Linked DNA regions of Homo sapiens: region 1 is linked to region 2. A link is an interaction called in ENCODE POLR2A ChIA-PET data of the cell type or tissue named here. Cell type or tissue: IMR-90. All regions are shown on one strand. Links, peaks and the distances in the headings refer to the core of each region. The heading gives the core; the rest is flanking DNA.

Region 1 (12,891 bases), core at 1,864-9,863, 55 kb before region 2:
TGCTAGGTTGGCTGCAATGGCTCTTGCTGGTAATGTCAGCACTTTGGCAGGCCCAGATGGGAGGATCACCTGAGACCAGGAGTTTGAAGGTACAGTGAGCTATGATCGCGCCACCGCACTATAGCCTGGATGACAGAACAAGACCCTTTCCCTGAAAATAAAAATAAAAAAAGAATAGTGTTTGCCGCTGGTTTCTTATATATTCTTAGGTTAACAGGGTTTTTTTTTTTCTTTTTGAGACAGAGTTTCGCTCTCGTTGCCCAGGCTAGAGTGCAACGGCATGATATTGGCTCACTGTAGCCTCCGACACCTGGGTTCAAGTGATTCTCCTGCCTCAGCCTCCAAAGTAGCTGGGATTACAGGCACCTGCCACCACGCCCAGCTAATTTTTGTATTTTTAGCAGAGATGGGGTTTCATCATGTTGGCTAGGCTTATCTCGAACTCCTGACCTGAGGTGGTCTGCCCGCCTCGGCCTCCAAAGTGCTGGGATTACAGGCCTGAGCCACCGTGCCCAGCCCTGGATTCTTTTTAAAATCAAGAATGGGTATTGGATTTTCACTCCTTATTATTGTGTACATAAACAGGAGATACAGAGATGAAAGGTGAAGTCCCTGTCCTCAAGAAGCCTTTTTTTTTTTTTTGAGATAGAGTCTCATTTTGTTGCCCAGGCTAGAGTGCACTGGCATGATCTGGGCTCACTGCAACCTCCGCCTCCCTGGTTCAAGCAATTCTCTTGCCTTTGCCTCCTGAGTAGCTGGGATTACAGGTGTGTGCCACCATGCCCAGCTAATTTTTGTATTTTTAGTAGAGACGGGATTTCACCATGTTGCCCAGGCTGGTCTCAAACTCCCAACCTCAGGTGTTCTACCTGCCTCAGCCTCCCAAAGTGCTGGGATTCTGTGCTGGGATTACAGGTGTGAACCACCACGCCCAAACTTTTTTTTTTTTTTTTTTAGACAGAGCAGGCTGTAGTCCAGTGGCACGATTATAGCTCACTGCAGTCTCAATCTCCTGGGCTCAAGCGATCTTCCCACCTCAGCCCCCCAAGTAGCTAGAACTACAGGCATGCTCACCATGCCTAGCTAATTTTTTATTTTCTGTAGGTATGGGGTCTGTGTTGCCCAGGTTGGTCTTGAACTCCTGGACTCAAGCAATACTCCTCCCTCAACTGCTCAAAGTAGTGGGATTACAGGCATGAGCCACCGTGCCTGACCAAGAAGGCTACAGACTTTGGGAGGCCGAGGTGGGTGGATCACCTGAGGTTGGGAGTTGGAGACCAGCCTGGCCAACATGGTGAAATCCTGTCTCTACTAAAAATAGAAAAATTAGCCTGGCGGGCATGGTGGCACACACCTGTAATTCCAGCTACTGGGGAGGCTGAGGCAGGAGAATCGCTTGAACTCAGGAGGTGGAGGTTGCAGTGAGCTGAGATTGCGCCACTGCACTCCAGCCTGGGCAACAGAGCAAGACTGTGTCTAAAAAACAAAACAAAACAAAACAAAAACACAAGGTAAATAAAAATTGCTACACAGTGAGATATATGTAGCAATAGAAATATGTTCATATTAAAAACATTTTGGGGCCGGGGTGCAGTAACTCACACCTGTAATCCCAGCACTTTGGAAGGCTGAGGCGGGTGGGTCACTTGAGGTCAGGAGTTTGAGACCAGCCTGGCTAATATGGTGAAACCCCATCTCTACAAAAAATACAAAAATTAGCTGGGCTTGGTGGCACATGCCTGTAATCCCAGCTACTCTGGAGGCTGAGGCAGGAGAATTGCTTGAGCCCAGGAGGCAGAGGTTGCAGTGAGCCGATATCGCATCACTACACTCCAGCCTGGGTGACAGAGTGAGATGTGAGACTCTGTCTAAAAAAAAAAAAAAATTGAAATGAGAGTAAAAATAATAAACTTTGCAGAAAGTACAAAGATAGCTCAGAAGATGGAAGATGATTATCCATGTTGAGTGAGGAAGGAAAGACAGAATGGTAAAGGAAAGCTTTGGCTAAAAGATGGCATATTTGGCTGGGCACAGTAATATACCTGTAATCCTGTATGCCTGTAATTACACCTGTAATCCTAGCACTGTGGGAAACCGAGGTGGGAGGATCACTTGAGGCCAGAAGTTTGAGATCAGCCTAGGTAACATAGCAAGGCCCTGTCTCCACAAAGAAAAAAAAAAAATTAGTTGGGTGTGGTGGTTTATGCCTGTAGTCCCAGCTACGTGGGAGATTGAGGCAGGAGGGTCACTTGAGTCCACTTGAGGAGTTTAAGGTTGCAGTGAGCTATGATCATGCCATTGTATTCAATCCTTGGCAACAGAGCAAGACCCTGTCCCCCCCCTCAAAAAAAGTATATTTAAGGAGTGGGGGAAAAAAGGGGGTAAAAGAAGAATATGAGCTAAAACCTGAAGTCATGAAGCTGTGTGTACTTGGAAAACTCTGACCAGTTCGTTATTGCCAGAATATAAAATCTTTTGGAAGTAAGGGACTAAAAGGCTGGAATGTAGGCAGACTAAATTAGGAAGAGTTCTATATATCATGCTGAGGAGCAAGATTTTATCTTATGATAGAAAGTCGGTGAAAAGTTTTAGGCAGGAGCAGGAGATGTGATTAGGATCATATTTTACAAGGATGACTTCGACAATAATATAGGAGATGACTTGGAGTGCGCAGAACTGGCATTAGGGAAACCAGTTAAGATGTTATTACAACAGTCCATATGAGAGAAAATAAAAGATGATGGCCTGAACTAAGGCAGTGGAATAAGATCTGAGAATAGAGAACAAGTTTCAGATATATTTAGGAGGTAAAATCAGTAATGACAGACGAGATGTTTGGGGAGGTGATGGTGAAAGAAGCAATTTTTTAATTTTTTTTCTTTTTGATACAGTCTCCCTCTGTCACCCAGGCTGAAGTGCAGAGGCACAATCTCAGCTCGCTGCAACCTCCACCTCCCAGGTTCAAGCACTTCTCATCCCTCAGCCTCCCAAGTAGCTGGGAGTACAGGCGTGTGCCACCACATCCAGCTAATTTTTCTGTATTTTTGGTAGAGATGGGGTTTCGCCATGTTGGCCAAGCTGGTCTCAAACTCTTGGCCTCAAGTGATCTGCCATCCTCAGCCTCCCAAATTGCTGGGATTACACTGCACCCGGCCGAGAAGCAAATTTGCCTAGGTTTATTCCTAGATTTCAGCTGGATAAATGGGTGGATGGTTATGTCATTATCAAAGGAGGGAAGACAAGAGAGGAAACAGAGTTGGCAAATTATTTGGTTCTAGACTGATTTTTTGAGATGTCTGTAAGATATGTAGGTGAAAATATCCTTTACAAATTGCAGATTTGTATAATATTTGTATTATATTTGTATAATTTGTATAATATATAATTTGTATATATTTGTATAATATTTGTAATATATTTGTATAATAATATAATAAAATCTGGGGCTCAGTTGAAATGTTTTGCTGAAGGTGTGAGTAGTTATTAAAATGGATGAGATAAGCCTGGAGAAGAAGATACAGAGCTATGCTATACAGTGTGGTAGGCACTAGACACATACGACCATTTTCTTTTTTCTTTTTCTTTTTTTTTGAGATGGAGTCTCACTCTGTCGCCCAGGCTGGAGTGCAGTGGCGCAATCCCAGCACACTGCAACCTCCGCCTCCCGGGTTCAAGCGATTCTCCTGCCTCAGCCTTCTTAGTAGCTGGGATTAAAGGCACATAGCACCACGCCCAGCTAATTTTTGTATTTTAGTAGAGACAGGATTTCACCATGTTGGCCAGGCTGGTCTTGAACTCCTGACCTCAGGTGATCCACCTGCCTTGGCCTCCCAAAGTGCTGGGATTACAGGCGTGAGCCACCATGCCTGGCCTCATTTTATTTTTTCTAACAGCGTCATTGAGATATAATTCACATACCATAAAATTCACCTATTTAAAGTGTATAATTCAGAGTTCAATCATCACCACAATTACTTCTAGAACATTTTATCATCCCCTAAAGAAACTTTGTACCCTTTGGCAGTCACTTCCCATTTCCCCTCAATCCTTGAAATATTTTTTAAAAATGTTTAAGGATGTAGATGACTTGACCCCTACCTGCATCCCCAATCTCATTTCTTTTTTATAATTTTTAATACCCAAGTTCTGCCTCAGGATCTATCCCAACCTCATTTTATAACACTCTGCCCCTTGTTCATTTTACTTCAGCCACTGTGGCTTCCTTTAAGTTCTTTTTCTTTGTCTTCTCAGAGATGTTGTTTGCTTGCTATATACACTAGAAATCTCAGCTCTTAGTGTGCCTGACCAGACATCATCTCCACGGAAAACATACTCCTATTTTTATGTACAGAAGATCCTCTTTCAACCCTCCAACCCTACCCCAGTTGCTTTCTAGCTCATCTTCCTGATTTCATTTATAGCATTTACCACAATCTAAAATTTTATTTACTTATTATCTGTCTTGTTTCACAAGAACACATGCTCAACAAAGGAACAGACTTATGGTCACTGTTACATCCACTGTTGAATGTTCAGTACCTGGCTGGGCAAGGTGGATCACACCTGTAATCCCAGCACTTTGGGAGGCCGAGGCGGGTGGATCACCTGAGGTCAGGAGTTCGAGACCAGCCTGGCCAACATGGTGAAACCCCAACTCTACTAAAAATTCAAAAAATTAGCCAGGCGTTGTGGCGGGCACCTGTAATCCCAGCTACTTGGGAGGCTGAGGCAGGAGAATCGCTTGAACCTGGGAGGCAGAAGTTGCAGTGAGCCTGGGCAACAAGAATGAAACTCTGTCTCAAAAAAAAAAAAAAGAAAGAATGTTCAGTACCTATGTTCAGTGCCTAACACATAGTAGGTGCTCAATAAATATTTGTTCAATGAATGGAGGCCATGCTAAGAGAAAAGATAGTGTTTTAGGGGAACTTTAAATGGTTGAGCATGGCTACAGTATAGGTTAGGGTCAGAGTTGATGCTGGAGAAGGAAGAAGCCATTAAGAGCTTCATATATCATTATAAGGAGTTTGCATTTTATCCTGAAGGCAAAGGAAAGCCATAAAATATTTTGAGTAAGGGGAATGGCATTACATTTGATTTTAAAAAATCACTTTGGGCCCGGTGTGGTAACTCACGCTTGTAAAATCACAGCGTTTTGGGAAGCTGAGGTGGGCGAATCCCTTGAGACCAGGATTTTGAGACCAGCTTGTGCAACATGGTGAAACCCCATCTCTACAAAAAATATACAAAAATGAGTCAGGCGTTTTTTTTTTTTTTTTTTTTTTGAGATGGAGTCTTTCTTTGTCACCCAGGTTGGAGTGCAGTGGCATGATCTTGGCTCACTGCAACCTCCATCTCCTGGGTTCATGCAATTCTCCTGCCTCAGCCTCCCAAGTAGCTGGGATTACAGGCATGTGCCACCATGCCTGGCTAATTTTTGTATTTTTAGGAGAGACAGGGTTTCACCATATTGGTCAGGCTGGTCTTGAACTCCTGACCTCAAGTGATCCACCCACCTCAGCCTCCCAAAGTGCTGGGATTACAGGCGTGAGACACCACGCCCGGCTTAGCCAGGCGTTACTGTGCAAACCTGTAGTCTCAGCTACTTGGGGGGGCTGAGGCAGGAGAATTGCTTAAGCCCAGGAGGTCAAGGCTGCAGTGAGCTATAAGCACACCACTGCACTCCAGCCTGGGTGACAGAGCGAGACCCTGTCTCAAAAACAAAACAAAACAAAAAAATCACTCTGGAGATGACGTGATAAATGGATGAGAGAGAGATAGATGGGTTACAGTGTAGGCAGAAAGATTAGTCAAGACACTGCAGGGATCTAGGGAAGAAATAACGGGGTATAAGGGTATAAACTAATGTAATTAATGTAGAGTCAAGAGTAATGGAGAGAGGATTTAGACTCCTACATATCTCACTTACATAAATTGGGTTTTCGTATAGGAACCTGAAGAAAATACCTTCAAAGTTATTTTCGGCCGGGTGTGGTGGCTCACACCTGTAATCCCAGCACTTTGGGAGGCTGAGGAAGGTGGATCACCTGAGGTCAGGAGTTCAAGACCAGCCTGGCCAACATGGTGAAACCCCTGTCTCTACTAAAGATACAAAAAATTAGCCAGGTGTGGTGGTGTGCCCCTGCTACTCGGGAGGCTGAAGCAGGAGAACCACTTGAACCCGGGAGGCAGAGGTTGTAGTGAGCTGAAATCATGCCATTGCACTCCAGCCTGGGTGACAGAGTGAGACTCCATCTCAAAAAAAAAAAAAAAAAAAAAAAAGTTATTATCTTAGGGCTGGGCGCAGTGGCTCACACCTATAATCCCAACACTTTGGGAGGCCAAGGCAGGCGGATCACCTGAGGTCAGGAGTTCGAGACCAGCCTGGCCAACATGGTGAAACCCCATCTTTACTAAAAATACAAAAATTACCTGGGCGTGGTGGCACATGCCTGTAATCCCAGCTACTCAGGAGGCTGAGGCAGGAGAATCGCTTGAACCCGTGAGGCGGAGGCTGCAGTGAGCCAAGATTGCGCCCCTGCACTCCAGCCTGGCGACAGAGCGAGACTCCGTCTCAAGAAATATATAAATAAATAAAAATAAAGTTATTCTCTTGTTACACTTAGATTTTTTAAAAATTAGGTTTAGTCCACTATTTACAGATAGAGAACTCCATTCGTAGAGGGAAGCAGGTGGATTCAGGTGATGATTTTCTAACTTGGCCAATTATCAAGATCACCTCATGGGTTTGTAAAATAATTTCTGGAGGGGTCGGGGCAAGAGTGAAGAACTGTTTAGACATAATCATTCAGACATCTCTGTAAGGCATCTAGGTAGGTTTTGGGGTATATAGATCTAGAGTTTGAGAGTTCTAAGCTAAAGATTTTGGATTAATGAGCAAAAGCGCCACAAAAGTCACACAGGTGGATTAGATCCTCTGGTGAGAAAGGAGAGAAAGCATAGTCCAGGTGCAGTGGCTCACACCTATAATCCCAGCACATTGGGAGACAGAGGCAGGAGGATTGCTTGAGGCTAGGAGTTCAAGACCAGCCTGGGCTGTATAGCAAGACCCCATCTCTACCAAAAAAAGAAAAAAAAGAAAGGAGAGAGACTAGAACAGAATCTTGGTAAACAGTGACATTTAAGGGAAGGAAGACAAAGAGAAAGCAATAAAGGAGACTGAGTAGGAGTGGCTAGGTGAAAAAAGAAAGCCAGGACAATGAGAAGAGACTTACAGGAGGGAGGGCTCAAAGGTGTCAAGACCACAGAGACCTCTTCCTGCTAGATTATGACACTTCTATAAAATAATACTATATTACCTTATCTAGTGAGTCCTAGAGTTAAATGATTATCAGTCCCTGAATTTCTTAAAATATACAGAAGCAGGCTGAGCGTGGTGGCTCACATTTGTAATCCCAGGACTTTGGGAGGCCAAGGTGGGCAGATTATGAGGTCAGAAGATCGAGACCATCCTGGCTAACACAGCGAAACCCCGTCTCTACTAAAAATACAAAAAATTAGCCAGGGGTGGTGGCATGTGCCTGTAGTCCCAGCTACTCAGGAGGCTGAGGCAGGAGAATCGCTTGAGCCCGGGAGGTGGAGGTTGCAGTGAGCCGAGATTGCACCACTGCACTCTGGCCTGGGTGACAGAGAGTGACTCTGTCTCAAAATAAATAAATAAATAAGTAAATAAACACACACACACACACACACACACACACACACACACAAGCAAAATCGTTGGGATAAACCCTGTGAATTTTTATTTTTATTGTTTGAGACAGAGTCTCGCTTTGTTGCCCAGGCTGGAGTGCAGTGGCACGATCTCAGCTCACTGCAACCTCTGCCTCCCAGGTTCAAGTGATCCTCCTGCCTCAGCCCCCTGGTAGCTGGGATTACAGGCACACACCACCATGCCCGGCTAATTTTCGTATTTTTAGGAGAGACAGGGTTTCGCCATGTTGGCCAGGCTGGTCTCGAACTCCTGACCTCAGGCGATCCACCCGCCTCGGCCTCCCAAAGTGCTGTGATTACAGGCATGAGCCACTGCGCCTGGCCTGTGAATCTGCATTTTAAAAGAATCTTCCTAGGTGATTCTGATATGCAGTTGAGTTTGGGAACTGTTAATTTAAACCACTTGTTGATTTGAAAACAGATAATTTTAATTAAAAGCAATGGACAGAGACCTAAAAATAAAAATCTAGGTATATTAGCAGAATAATTTTAATAGTTTATGTTATAATCTCTCATTGGAAGGAATAGAAGCAAGTACTTAGCTTTCCACAATTAAGCCTTATAATGATGCCACAAGAATAAACTAATCCCCAAAGTCGAGAATGTATAATTTTCAAACACTTTTTTAAAAAGCTGGTGAATAACAAAGAGCTAGGATTAAATAATTTATTTAAAAAAAACTTTTCTCATAAATCTGTTTCATAAGCATATATAATAACATCATATATATTCTTAATTGGAGTAGAAACGTTTTTAAAATTACTGTGAAAAACAAGAGTGAGATTCCAGAAAAAATTGTGCCCTAAAGAAATCTGGTTTAGGCCAGGTGCGGTGGCTCACACCTGTAATCCCAGCACTTTGGGAGTCCGAGGCAGACAGATCACGATGTCAGGAGATCAAGACCATCCTGGCTAACACGGTGAAACACCTTCTCTACTAAAAATACAAAAAATTAGCCAGGCGTGGTGGCGGTGCCTGCAGTCCCAGCTACTCGGGAGGCTGAGGCAGGAGAATGGCATGAACCCGGGAGGCGGAGCTTGCAGTGAGCCGAGATCACGCCACTACATTCTAGCCTAGGCTACAGAGCGAGACTCCGTCTCAGGAAAAAAAAAGAGAAATCTGGTTTAGAAGATAGGAATGTTCATTGAACATTGACCTGAACTGTCAATTGGAACTAAAGCTTTTTCTCATTTCTCCACCTAAATACAGGAAAACAAATATAACATATTGAGTTTATAAGTTCTCCAGACGTCAAAATTGGTCTGGTTGATTAATCAAGTTAAATTATTTAATTCTATTTTCTATTCCTAAATATAATAACTAAATATAAATCACTGCTCAACAATGAATAAAGGTGGAACTCTAATTCTACCCAATTAATCTTAAAATGTATTATTTTGAGAACCAAGTCTTTCTCCTAGCTAAGTAAATGAAACTTTAAGTACTTTTTGGGTTTTTGTTTTTTTTTTTTCTGAGACAGGGCTTAACTCCTGTCACTCAGGCTGGAGTGCAGTGGCACGATCTCAGCTCACTGCAACCTCTGCCTTCCGGGCTCAAGAGATTCTTCTGCTTCAGCCTCTCAAGTAGCTGGGATGACAGGCGCATGACAGGATGCCCAGTTAATTTGTATTTTTGTAGAGATGGGGTCTCACGATATTGCCCAGGCTGGTCTCAAACTCCTGAGCTCAAGTGATCCACCTGCCTCGGCCTCCCAAAGTGCTGGGATTACAGGCATGAGCCACCGCGCCCGGCCAAATGAAACTTTCCTTTAAGGAACAAGTGCATTTTTAATAGATTCTGGAACTCGGCTTGCATAGTAGTCATAATTCCTCAGTGTGGCCAGGACTCCTGCAGAGTTCATATGCTTCACATCCTTGTGGTACTGAAGAACATTCCCATGGATATCGGTTAACTTGCCTATAGAAAAACATCAATCAATCAATCAAGTTAGTGGCTAATTGGATTGTGGTTTTTCTAGTTATTTTTAAGTGCCTTTTGCTTCCTTATCCAATAGTAGCCAATAAATTCTGGATGAAATAATGAGTGTCCATAAAGGTTAAGTTTTAATTCACTTGAAATTTAAGACTACAGAACAATTTTAACTAACTAAAGGATATAAAATTATTTTTTCTCTGATTAATATTAATTTTATTTAGCATTTTCTTTTCTTTTTTTTTTTTTTTTTTTTTTTTGAGATGGAGTCTTGCCCAGGCTGGAGTGCAATGGCACAATCTCAGTTACTACAACCTCGGTTCACTACAAGCCCAGGAGTTCAAGGGTGCAGTGAGCCATGATTGCACCACTGCATTCCAGCCTAGACAATAGCGACCCTGTGTCAAAAAAAAAAAAAGGCTATAAATAAGGGCTAAATTAAATTAACTGTATGCAGATCAAAGTTCAAAAAAAGAGACGATAACTAAAGTAAAACTTGCTGAAAATCTGCTCTCTCATCCATCTATCATATGAGGGGTTTGGACTGGATAATCTCTAAGCTGCCTTCTAGCTTTTATATCGTAACAGTCTAAGTAAAATAATATTACTGAGATATTATGTCTTAGCATGATATAATTGTAGAAAAACTATGAATTTCCTCAAATAAAACAGACTAACCTCCCACAGCATGTAAAATAACTTCTGGAGCACAAGTATCCCACTTCTTACAACCAGGACTTGCAAATACATAAGCAGAGGCTTTGCCTTCAATCAGCTGAATAATCTGTAAGGGTAAAAATAAGAATTATCCTTTGATAATAGAAAGAATAATTGAAAGTCATGAAAAGATTGAGGTACAGATAAGAAAAACTGCTTGTTTCTATCAAGGACATTTAATCAGTTCCTCTGTTAAATTTAGTTAAAGCTTTTAGCAGGTTTAAATTATACCAGTATTATGAAGAAATACATAGAATAAATGCATAATAATATAGTGATATGAAGGAAAAATAATGGTCAAAAAAGCTACAAAGAGGATATCTGAACTGTCTCCATATTCCAAGTTACATAAAGTAACATGTTCCTTTTATTCACGTTGTTTTTCTTTTTTAGTGTAAAAGCAATATACATTTACAGCAGAATTAATTCAAGTTTTTTCAACATCTAAAAAATTGACCATTTATTAGAGGGCTGCGCATGGTGGCTCACTCCTGTAATGCCAGCACTTTGGGAGGCTGAGACAGGTGGATCACTTGCAGCCAGGAGTTTGAGACCAGCGTGGCCAACATAGCAAAACCCATCTCTACTAAAAATACAAAAAATTAGCTGGGTGTTGTGTTGCATGTCTGTAATCCTAGCTACTTGGGAGGCTGAGGCACGAGAATCGTTTGAACCTGGGAGGTGGAGGTTGTAGTGAGCCAAGACTGCACCACTTCACTCCAGCCTGGGCGACAGAGCGAGACTCTGTCTCAAACAAACAAAAGCACTCCCCTCAAAAAAAAACCCTGACCATTATTAAATAAAGGACAGAGAAGTATCAAGCAGTACCATAATGTATAAATTGTAATAGATCCTAACAGATGTGCAATGTGACTAGTCTAACAAATACTTTCATAAGTCTTGGGATCACACGTATTGCCATTTCACTACCAAAATACAAACTTTTTTTTTTAAAAATATTTGAAGAGATTTATTCTAAGCCCAATATGAGTGACCATGGCCCATGACACAGCCCTCAGGAAGTCCTGAGAACATGTGCCCAAGGCAGTGGGGAGCAGCTTGGTTGTATGTATTTTAGAGAGGCATGAGACATCAATCAAATACATTTAAGAAATACATTGATTTGGTCCAGAAAGGTGGAACAACTCAAAGCGGTGGGGGCGGGGAGGCTTCCAGGATATAGGTGAATTTAAGTATTTTCTGATTGACAATTGATTGGGTTTGTCTAAAGACCTGGGATCTATAGAAAGAGAATGTTCAGATTAAGATAAAGATTGTTGAGACCAAAATTCCTTTGAAGTCTTATAGTGGCTGTCCTTAGATACAATAGGTGACAAATGTTTCCTAATCAGATTTTAGTTAATCTGTTTAGGATTTGGAGGGTCTGAAAGAAAAAGAGCTAGCTATGTTAATAGAGATGCTTTACAGATGCAGATTTTTCCCCACAAAGAACAGCTTTGCAGCGCCACAAAATACAAACTTTTATAGAGTCATCCTAACAATTCCTCTAATACTGACACACAACTGAGATCACTGCTAGAACTTGCATGACTCTAAATGGTAACCTGCTATCAAACTTTCATTAGTCAATTGACTTTTTTTGGTTATAGTGTAAAATAATTATTATTATAAAACTCAGACTCTTCTAGAAATACAAAAATTAGCCAGGTGTGGTGGCAGGCGCCTGTAATCCCAGCTACTCAGGAAGCTGAGGCAGGAGAATCGCTTGAACCCGGGAGGTGGAGGTTGCAGTGAGCCGAGATTGTGCCATTGCACTCCAGCCTGGGCAACAGAGTAAGACTCCGTCTCAAAAAAAAAAAAAAAACAAAAAACTATTCAGAAGATACATAAGTAGGACCAGAGTGATAGGCTGTGAGGAAGGAAGGAGTCTAGGATGACTTTCAGGTGTTTGGCTGGATCAGTTAGAAAAATGGTGGTGCCATTAGTGGGATAGTAAAACAGGGAGAGAAACACATCCAGAGGTGGGTAGAAAGAGGATGAACTCAAATTGGACACGCTAAATTTGAGATACCTGAGGGATGTCATCATAATGATATCTAGGGGACAATCAGATGAGAAGAGATCAGGGCTAGGGATGTAGATCAAATTGTGTCCCATTTCATAATTCTCTCAGCAGGTTGGAAACCTGGATGAAAGAATGGGGGAAATAGATAGGAAGTGGGCAGGCAGGCCAGATCTTAGAGTCTGTAGAAGGGCTAGGAAATAATCTAAGAGGGTCCTTGGGAAAATAAGGTCTTTGGCAAGAAGCATGGAGTCATCCTGATGACTTTCATTAACATTGAACTCTCTCAGATAAAAAAAAAAAAAACTTGATTCTTAAATTTATTTTTAAAATTTAAATGCTGCTGAAATGTACAAATTATAGTCTTTACTCCCATCTCTTTAAACGCTTATTTCTTTTTTTTTTATTATTATACTTTAAGTTTTAGGGTACATGTGCACAATGTGCAGGTTAGTTACATATGTATACATGTGCCATGCTGGTGTGCT
Region 2 (9,598 bases), core at 955-8,954:
TATAGAAGGTCACAGAACAAGTTAAAGGGGAAGCTGGAATTTAAGCCTAGCCAGTATTGTTCTAGATTCTGCACATTTAACCTGATACTCTATTGCTAAGCTTAAGGAGATAGATTTGCCATATAAAATGATTCTTAATAGTGGTTTTCTTTCCCCACAGGTGTAGATTTGGAAAATGGTACTTGCAGTCATCCATTAATTCCTGATAAAGCCTCTCCTCTTTTACCTGCAAATCATGTGACCATGGCAAAAGGAACGGGATTGGTTCACACAGCCCCAGCTCATGGTATGGAAGACTACGGTGTAGCGTCTCAGCACAACCTGCCCATGGTACTGTTCCTCTTTTATCATTTTTAATTATTCATCTTAATAAAAGGAAATGATAAATTCTAACCAACATCTTCATTTTTTAAAAATGATGACTTTTGTCATCATAATTGTGAAATGCTCAGGTTTGTGTAGTACTCTAAAGTTTCATTAATTCGTACTAATTGAAAAAGATTTCCCAGAATTAATAGAAAATTAGCACTTTAGAATTGAAGAATATATATCATGGGGCACTTTTAAAATACTTTTTTTCTAGTATCAAGTCACATAGACAAATTACTTTTATTCCCTGAAAAAGCCTGTTTGTTTTAGCTAAACAGTCCTTTCTACATTTACTTTACATACTTCAGTTACTTAGCAAGTATTTCCGTTTAGTTAAAAGGTGAGTCAGAAAGGGAACAACTGTGTATATAGGCATAGATTTGGAAACAATAGAGACCACTCAAAGATGTTTTAATATATTTTGTTACTTTTGTTATTAAAGTTTATGGATATGCTTCAATAACACATTTTGGCTTTGGTGATTTAAATGTATAAAATTCACAAATTCCTATTTCCTTTTCTTTTCTTTTCTTTTTTTTTTTTTTTGAGAGGGAGTCTTGCTCTGTCGCCCAGGCTGGAGTGCAGTGGTGTGGTATGATCTCGGCTCACTGCAACCTCTACCTCCAGGGTTCAAGCGATTCTCCTGCCTCAGCCTCCCGAGTAGCTGGGACTACAGGTGCACACCACCATGCCTGGCTAATTTTTGTATTTTTAGTGGAAGTGGGTTTCACCATGTTGGCCAGGCTAGTCTCAAATTCCTGACCTCAAGTGATCTGCCCACCTCGACCTCCCAAAGTGCTGGGATTATAGGCCTGAGTGCCGCGCCCGGCCAAGTACCTAGAATTTCAATGTAGAAAAAGACCAGGCTATACTGAGATGTTTTTATATATATTGTTTTGCCAGATATTGTCATAAGAGAAAATGTCTTGATATTTTAATTGTTCAAAATGATACTTTATAGGATTGTCTAGTGGACGAAGATGGAGTTTTCACAGATGTTGCAGGTCCTGAACTTCAAAACAAGGCTGTCCTTGAAGAGGGAACTGATGTGGGTGAGCATCATATCTGTTGATATCATACATGTTTTCTGAAAAGTAGGTAGCAGTAACCTTTGCTACCTATTTTCCCTCCTTATACTTTAACAGAAACAAAAAAATAAATTATGTCTTGTTTTGCCATATGTTTTAAAATGGAGTTTGGGACTTTTTCATCTTTTGCTTTGAAGCTGCTTTATTTAAGCAAGTCAGGGCAGTCAACAGGGAGTGAAGTTATTTTAGGGCTATGGAGATAATAATCAGCAGTATTACTTTTGTGGAAGGATACAATCAAGATCAGGGCTGGATGTTGACTGTAAATTACACATTCCCTACTCACTTTTTAACCCTTGTAAATAACTGACCTATATGGCATGATTTATGTATTAGAATCTTGGGAATCCTCCAGCCTTGAATTGTCTTTCTGTCTTCCTTTACAGATTCAGAGACCAAGTGCTATGAAAACCTTTCTTTGCCCACACTAAGACTAAGGCTATTTAGACCTGATATATTACTTTTCTAGGGCTACTGTAAAAAATCACCGTAAACTTGGTAGTTTGAAACAACAGAAATTTATTCTCTCAAGTGCTGGAAGCTAGAAGTCTAAATTCATCGTACTGGCAGGACCATGTTTTCCTGAAGGTTTTATGGGAGAATCCTTACTTGCCTCTTTCTAGCTTTTGGTGGCTCCTGGAAATCCTTGGCATTCCTTGGTTTATAACTGCGTTACTCCACTCTCTGCCTGTCTTGTCACATGGCCTTCTTTAGATCTTACTTGTTTTTTCGAGACAATCTCACTTTCTCACTCAGGTTGATGTGCAGTGGCATGCTTTCAGCTCACTGCCACCTCTGTGTCCTGGGTTCAAGTGATTCTTGTGCCTTAGCCTCCTGAGCAGATGGGATTACAGGCATACACCACCACACCCAGCTAATTTTTTTTTTTTTGAGACACAGTCTCACTCTGTTGCCCAGGCTGGAGTGCAGTGGTGTGATCTCAGCTCACTGCAACCTCTGCCTCCTGGGTTCAAGCAATTCTCTTGCCTCAGCCTCCCAAGTAGCTGGGATTACAGGATACACACCACTACTCCTGGCTAATTTTTGTATTTTTAGTAGAGATGGGGTTTCACCATGTTGGCCAGGCTGGTCTTGAACTCCTGACCTCAGGTGATCTGCCCACCTTAGCCTCCCAAAGTGCTGGAATTACAGGCGTGAGCCCTCACTGTGTCAGGCCATAATTTTTTTATTTTTTATTTTATTTTTATTTTTTTTTTAAGACGGAGTCTCGCTCTGTTGCCCAGGCTGGAGTACAGTGGCACGATCTTGGCTCACTGCAAGCTCTGCCTCCTGGGTTCATGGGTTCTCCTGCCTCAGTCTCTCGAGTAGCTGGGACTACAGGCGCCTGCCACCATGCCCAGCTAATTTTTTGTATTTTTAGTAGAGATGGGGTTTCACCATATTAGCCAGGACGGTCTCGATCTCCTGACCTCGTGATCCACCTGCCTTGGCCTCCCAAAATGCTGGGTTTACAGGCATGAGCCACCGCACCCGGCCTATTTTTTATTTTTAATAGAGACAGGGTTTCACCATGTTGGCCAGGCTGGTCTCAAACTCCCAGCCCCAAGTGATCCACCTGCCTAGGCCTCCCAAAGTGTTGGGATTATAGGTGTGAGCCACCGTACCCAGCCACCTTCTTTAGGTCTTAAATGTCTCTCTGTGAATCCTCTTTTTTTTTTTTTTTTTTTTTTTTTTATTGGAGGGACTGGTTCTTTATTTCAAAAAGACACTTGTCAATATTCAGTATCAAAGCAGGTGGACTATTGATTTCTGTTTCTCCCAATCGGCCCCAAAGAGACTATATCAAAGGACAGTACGTTTTAAGCCAGTATGCTGCAGGATGTACACCTGACAGACTTTACAGAAACCTTATCGGAAAGTGGGGATTGGGTAGGGAAAGAAACTTTAAAAGATCAGCAAACTGCCAGCCCGGCCAGGCACGGTGGCTCACCCCTGTAATCCCAGCGCTTTGGGAGGCTGAAGCGGACATATCACGAGGTCAGGAGTTCGAGACCTGCCTGGCCAACATGGTGAAACCCTGTGTCTACTAAAAATACAAAAAATTAGCCAGGTGTGGTGGTAGGTGCCTGTAATCCCAGCTACTCTGGAGGGTGAGGCAGGAGAATCACTTGAACCTGGGAGGCAGAGGTTGCAGTGAGCTGAGACTGCACCACTGCACTCCATCCTGGGCAACAGAGCGAGAGTCCATCTCAAAAAAAAAAAAAAAATCTGCCAGCTCACAGACTGTAGAGGGCTGTCACAGTCAAACTGGGTGGCCAGGGTGCCACCCAAAGAAGCAAAGTTTCAAAATAATACAAAAATTTAAAAAAGTTTTGTACATAAGCTATTTAAGATTTCTCTAGCATTAACTGATATTAAGCACAATGAGATGGCACTTTTAGAGACAGCAGCTTCAAACCCAGAAAAGGGTAATGAGATGAGTTTCACATGGCTGAATCAGTGGCAAAAACATAATCTTCTTTCTATCCTCCTCTAAGAACACCAGTGCTCCCTAATGCAGTGTGACCTCATCTAAACTTGATTACATCTGCAGAGGCCTGATTCCCAAGTAAGGTCACATTCACTAGTGCTGGGGGTTAGATCTTCTTGGGGACACAGTTCAACCCACTACACCTGGTTTCCTCCAGATTACCTGGAGACCATTTTAAGATTCATGGCATGAAAGATTATGGATCTAAACTTCAAATGTAGAATTCTAGATATAATCTGTTCATCTTTTCTTTGACGTGAAAAGAGGTAGAAGTGGCATAATTTGGAGTCTGATTAAGATTTTACAGTCCGTGCTTTTTTTTGCCAGGAGAATCCCAGAGCACGCCTTTGATACCTGGAAGGTGACTACTCTTTTTTATTTTATTTTTTTTTGTGAGACAGAGTCTCGCTTTGTTGCCCAGGCTGGAGTGCAGTGGCACAATCTCGGTTCACTACAGCCTCCGCTTTAGCTTAGGTTCAAATGATTCTCCCACCTCAGCCTCCCAAGTAGCTGGGATTACAGGCTCACACCACTGTGCCCTGCTAATTTTTTTGTATTTTTAATAGAGATGGGGTTTCACCATGCAGGCCAGGCTGGTCTTGAATTCCTGACCTCAAGTGATCCTCTCGTCTCTGCCTCCCAAACTGTTGGGATTACAGGCGTGAGCAACCACGCCCAGCCAAGTTGACTACTCTTTTATTTTTTGAGACGGAGTCTCGCTCTGTCACCCAGGCTGGAGTGCAGTGGCACGATCTCGGCTCACTGCAACCTCTGCCTCCCAGGTTCAAGCGATTCTCCTGCCTCAGCCTCCTGAGTAGCTGGGATTATGGGCACACACCACCATGCCCGGCTGATTTTTGCATTTTTAGTAGAGACGAGGTTTCACCATGTTGGTCAGGCTGGTCTCGAACTCCTGACCTCGTGATTTGCCTGCCTCAGCCTCGCAAAGTGCTGGGATTACAGGTGTGAGCCACTGTGGCTGGCAAGGTGACTACTCTTATTGCCACCTGTTGCTGCAGATTTAGTATTTTCTGGAAGTTTAGAGCATTTTTAGGATTTTCACAGTACTTTTTAATTATGTCTAATTTGGTGTTTTTTTTTTTAAAGTTATAAAGATGCTTCAGACTGCAAAGAATTTGTTGAAAGAGGAGAAATTGGTGCATAGCTATCCGTATGACTGGAGGACCAAGAAACCTGTGGTTATTCGTGCCAGCAAGCAGTGGTTTATAAACATCACGGATATTAAGACTGCAGCCAAGGTATAAAAAGCATCCTGTTTTAACAGGTCGGGCATATCATTCCCTCAGTATAAAGGGGCTGCATGTGAGGTTGAGGTGGGGTTTCAGGAGTAATAGGGATTGCTGCTATTATGATTTAGTTTCATAACATTGTAGAATTTTAGATCTGGAAGGACCTTGGACTTCCATTTTTTCATTATACATGTGTGAGAAATGAGGCATAAAGAGGTTGAGTGATTTGTCCACATCACACTGTTAGTAGATAGACTTTCTTGCCCAGTGTAGTCAAAGTTGCATAGAATTTGGACAGAACTGTGTTACCTAGTTTAACCTCCCACTGCCTCTGTTTCCTCATCTATATAAAGTGGTAATAATGCGTATCTCATGGAGTAAGGAAATTCGAGTTTCCAGAATATGGTCTGATACATAATAAGCAGTCAGTAAAACTTTTTTAAACCCTTTGCTTCCTTAAGATTGAAATTACAATCAATTAAAAAAGTTACTGTTCTGCTTACAAAGGAAGCATATTAAAAAGAAAAACTAACAATATGAAAAATATACAAAGTTGTTGCTTTGGAGCTAACAAATACTTATAATTGGTATTTAAATACTTAATATATATTTGAGCCCTTTCATTTAATATGTATCTTTCTATATGGGTATATATATATATATATATATATGTGTGTGTGTGTGTGTGTGTGTGTGTAAACATCTCTCACAACTTGATTCTATTTAATGAAAGAGCTTAAATATATATGTGTTAACCAGGTTGAATATATAGATATTTTGCTTTACAGTTTGAAAGATACTACTGTATTTAGCTGGTTCATTTATTGGCCTGGCAATTTGGGGTCCTTGCCAAAGCTTTTTATAGCAGTTTATACTTTCTATACTTGTGTAATGTGGACAACTATAATATATAGTGCATTTTGGTTTTTTCTTCATTTAAAGCCTCTCTTCCTTATTTGTCAATGTTAAAATTTGTAAATTGCAGCTCTGCACCGATTTTTGGTTGTAGAACATCTAAGTCTGACGCAATATATTTAAGCCAAGTTTTTTTTTTAACTTTTTTGTAAAGTTAAAAATTGTTCTTTGTAGAAGTAGTGAGAATAGGATAATGTATTGTCGTATTCCCATCACTCAGTTTCAACAATAATCAACTTTTGGTTAATTTTGTTTTTATCTACACCCCTCCGACCACCTACTTTTTTTTTTTTTTTTTTTTTGAGACGGAGTCTCGCTCTGTCGCCCAGGTCGGACTGCGGACTGCAGTGGCGCAATCTCGGCTCACTGCAAGCTCCGCTTCCCGGGTTCACGCCATTCTCCTGCCTCAGCCTCCCGAGTAGCTGGGACTACAGGCGCCCGCCACCGCGCCCGGCTAATTTTTTGTATTTTTAGTAGAGACGGGGTTTCACCTTGTTAGCCAGGATGGTCTCGATCTCCTGACCTCATGATCCACCCGCCTCGGCCTCCCAAAGTGCTGGGATTACAGGCGTGAGCCACCGCGCCCGGCCCGACCACCTACTTTTTACCCCTTAACAATTGGATTATTTTAAAGCAAATTCCAGGCACTATTTCTTCCATATTATATATTGTCCCGGCGATATTTTAGCACATATATTTGAAAGATAAGCTCTTTTTTTTTTTTTTTTTTTTTGAAACAGGGTCTTGCTCTGTCACCCAGGCTGGAGTGCAGTGGTGTGATCTCAGCTCACTGCAACCTCCACCTCCTGGACTCAACCTATCCTCCCACGTCAGCCTCCTGAGTAACTGGGACTACAGGCCTGTGCCACCACATCTGGCTAATTTTTGTATTTTTTCTAGAGATAGGGTTTTGTCAAGTTGCCCCGGTTGGTGTCGAACTCCTGAGCTCAAGCAGTCTGCCTGCTTCGGCCTCTCAGAGTGCTGTAATTACAGGTGTCAGCCAAAGATAAACTCTGTATTTATTTATTTATTTTCTTGAGATGGAGTTTCACTCTTGTTGCCCAGGCTGGAGTGCAGTGATGTGATCTTGGCTCACAGCAGCCTCCACCTCCTGGGTTCAAGCAATTCCCTGCCTAAGCCTTCTGATTAGCTGGAATTATAGGCATGCACCACCATGCCCGGCTAATTTTTTTGTATTTTTGGTAGAGACGGAGTTTCTCCATGTTGGCCAGGCTGGTCTTGAACTCCTGAGCTCGGGTGATCCGCCCTCCTCAGCCTCCCAAAGTGCTGGGATTACAGACGTGAGCCACCATGCTCGGCCAAACTCTTTAAAGCATAATTCCCATGCCATTATCACCACCTTTAAAAAGTAATAGTTATTCCTTAGCAAAATCAAATATCTATTCAATATTCACATTTCTTAGACTTTTAAACCAAGTATGGTATTAATCAAATTGATTTGTAGAGATTTTGCCATTCTGCCAATAGGTGGTGCTACAGAGAGCTTTGTGGGAGGGGACTTCTGGTAGTTACGGTGAGTGAGGAAACCATTTAAACCTTCTTTGAAAATGTAAAAATGCTTTTATTAATGGATAGAAAGATTTTTTAAAATGAAGTTAACATTTTGACCTTTTTGGAGACTATTAGTAAACATTTTTGCTATACAGTTAATCTTTTGCTAGTTGACAAATTAAATCAAATGGTAGCAGTTTTCAACCTTATTTTGGGAATGGAGGAAGGGAGCTTTCTTGAGAGGAAGTAACTGTTAGCCATTTGTCGATAGATATATATATATAGAGAGAGAGAGAGATTTATTTTAGAGACAGGCTCTTGCTCTGTCGCCCAGGTTGGAGTGCACTGCCATGCTCATAGCTCACTGCAACCTTGAACTCTTGGGCTCAAGTGATCCTCCCACCTCAGCCTACCAAAATGCTGGGATTACAGGTTTGAACCACATACTTGGGCTTATTTTGAGAAAGTGTTTTCTGTGTTGTAAACTATATTATGTAAAATTAGGTATATCGCAATCTTTTTTTGGCAGTCTACGATAGTAATTTATTTTTTAAGCATTTTAAAAAATGGTGGAAATCAAGTTTGAATTGATTTTAACTATAGTTTAGTGAAGTATAATAGTTCTATGAAAGCTTTTATTACCAGTTTTGATCTAGGGTTGGTGTAAATTAGAAATTGGTATGAAATCTTTTGTAACATTGTTAAAAAATGCAACAATGCTCCTGATATTATCACTGCTCCCGATATTATTTATTAAGTTCTTCGCGGCTCCATTTTTACTTTGCCTTATTTGCTCTGAAATCTTTTAGTTCTTTAGTTGTTTTTTTGAGGGGAGGGTAAGGGAGGTATGTGAATGGCTACAAACATCCAAAAGAAACAAATGCATTTGGAAAATTGACTGTTCTAGAATACTTGTTCTGCTTTCTCTCACAAGACTTGATTTATGAATTAATTGCAGGAATTGTTAAAAAAGGTGAAATTTATTCCTGGATCAGCACTGAATGGCATGGTTGAAATGATGGACAGGCGGCCATATTGGTGTATATCAAGGCAAAGAGTTTGGGGTGTTCCAATTCCTGTGTTTCATCATAAGACCAAGGATGAATACTTGATCAACAGGTAGAATGCTTTCTAAAATTTTTTAGTGTTTTAAAGTGAAATATTTTTTCTTCAAAAATTGAAAAATAATGTGGATGATTAAGAACCGTTTATATATGTTAAATAAAATATGCTAAAATAGTCTTTTGGGGGACTAAAATATAAGTTCAAAACAATTCTATCATACAGTTAAAATATTAACTAGATTTTCTTAAATATTGATACTTAGAAGTAAAGTCTCTGACTTTTTTTCTATGAGAATTTATTGGGCTGTATTAAGGTATCATGGATCCAAAGATGGACAGTGTTTAGCAGGGGAGCCTGAAATGTATTTTTTCTAAAGGAATGAAGAGAATCACTCTCACATTCTGAGTCTGCTTTCCTTTTCAGTGGAAATGGGATTATGTAATTGTGTAGATACTTAAAATTTAAGAAATTGTAGTTAAATGCACATGATTACACTGATGATTATATTCCCAGTTTTTCCCTTTTTTTTTTTTTGAGTTGGAAAGGTAATAGATGGACATAGTGAACAATTCATAGTAGAAAAGCTTGTACACTGAAAAGTAGGCTTTTTCCTACTCCAGGTATCCAGAACCTTTTTTTGAGGCAGTCATTGTTTACAGCTGTTTCTGAATCTTTCCAGAAAAAATGAATTCTTCTGTCAGCACATACATATGTTTATACAAAAGAGAGTATCTCTATCTTCTGCTCTGTGCCTAGATTTTTTTCACTTTATGTGTTATGATTTATTCCAAATCACTACACATAGATCAGCCTCATTCTTAAGCTTTATTAAAGCATACTTTACATACTATAAAATTCATGGCCAGGTGCGGTGGCTCACGCCTGTAATCCCAGCCCTTTGGGAGGCC

What was found. Peaks named below come from ENCODE experiments on the same cell type or tissue, not always from the same donor. Only the 100,000 strongest peaks of a DNase experiment are listed, where the experiment ranks them.
Region 1: POLR2A ChIA-PET joins it to region 2 with 19 read pairs; 4 of 35 experiments call an interaction of 5 or more read pairs at or near these places.

The regions. Positions count from the first base shown.
Region 1 is chr1:220,049,345-220,062,235 of GRCh38, forward strand. It overlaps BPNT1 (3'(2'), 5'-bisphosphate nucleotidase 1), which reads right to left. Exons shown (of 9, transcript NM_006085.6): 8 at 10,342-10,447; 9 at 8,138-9,648. The coding sequence ends at 9,500. Among named protein-coding and RNA genes, the nearest start is that of EPRS1, 9.3 kb to the left of the region's middle. RefSeq lists an enhancer at 10,448-10,617. In IMR-90, for the core only: no CTCF peak of the experiment used is centred there; no DNase peak of the experiment used is centred there.
Region 2 is chr1:220,105,731-220,115,328 of GRCh38, forward strand. It overlaps IARS2 (isoleucyl-tRNA synthetase 2, mitochondrial), which reads left to right. Exons shown (of 23, transcript NM_018060.4): 9 at 161-330; 10 at 1,331-1,421; 11 at 5,056-5,207; 12 at 8,584-8,744. It overlaps LOC105373475 (a long non-coding RNA gene), which reads right to left and starts at 6,862. Exons shown (of 2, transcript XR_922613.3): 1 at 6,711-6,862; 2 at 5,847-6,390. RefSeq lists an enhancer at 8,943-9,112. In IMR-90, for the core only: a CTCF peak has its summit at 7,595 (motif pointing right); no DNase peak of the experiment used is centred there.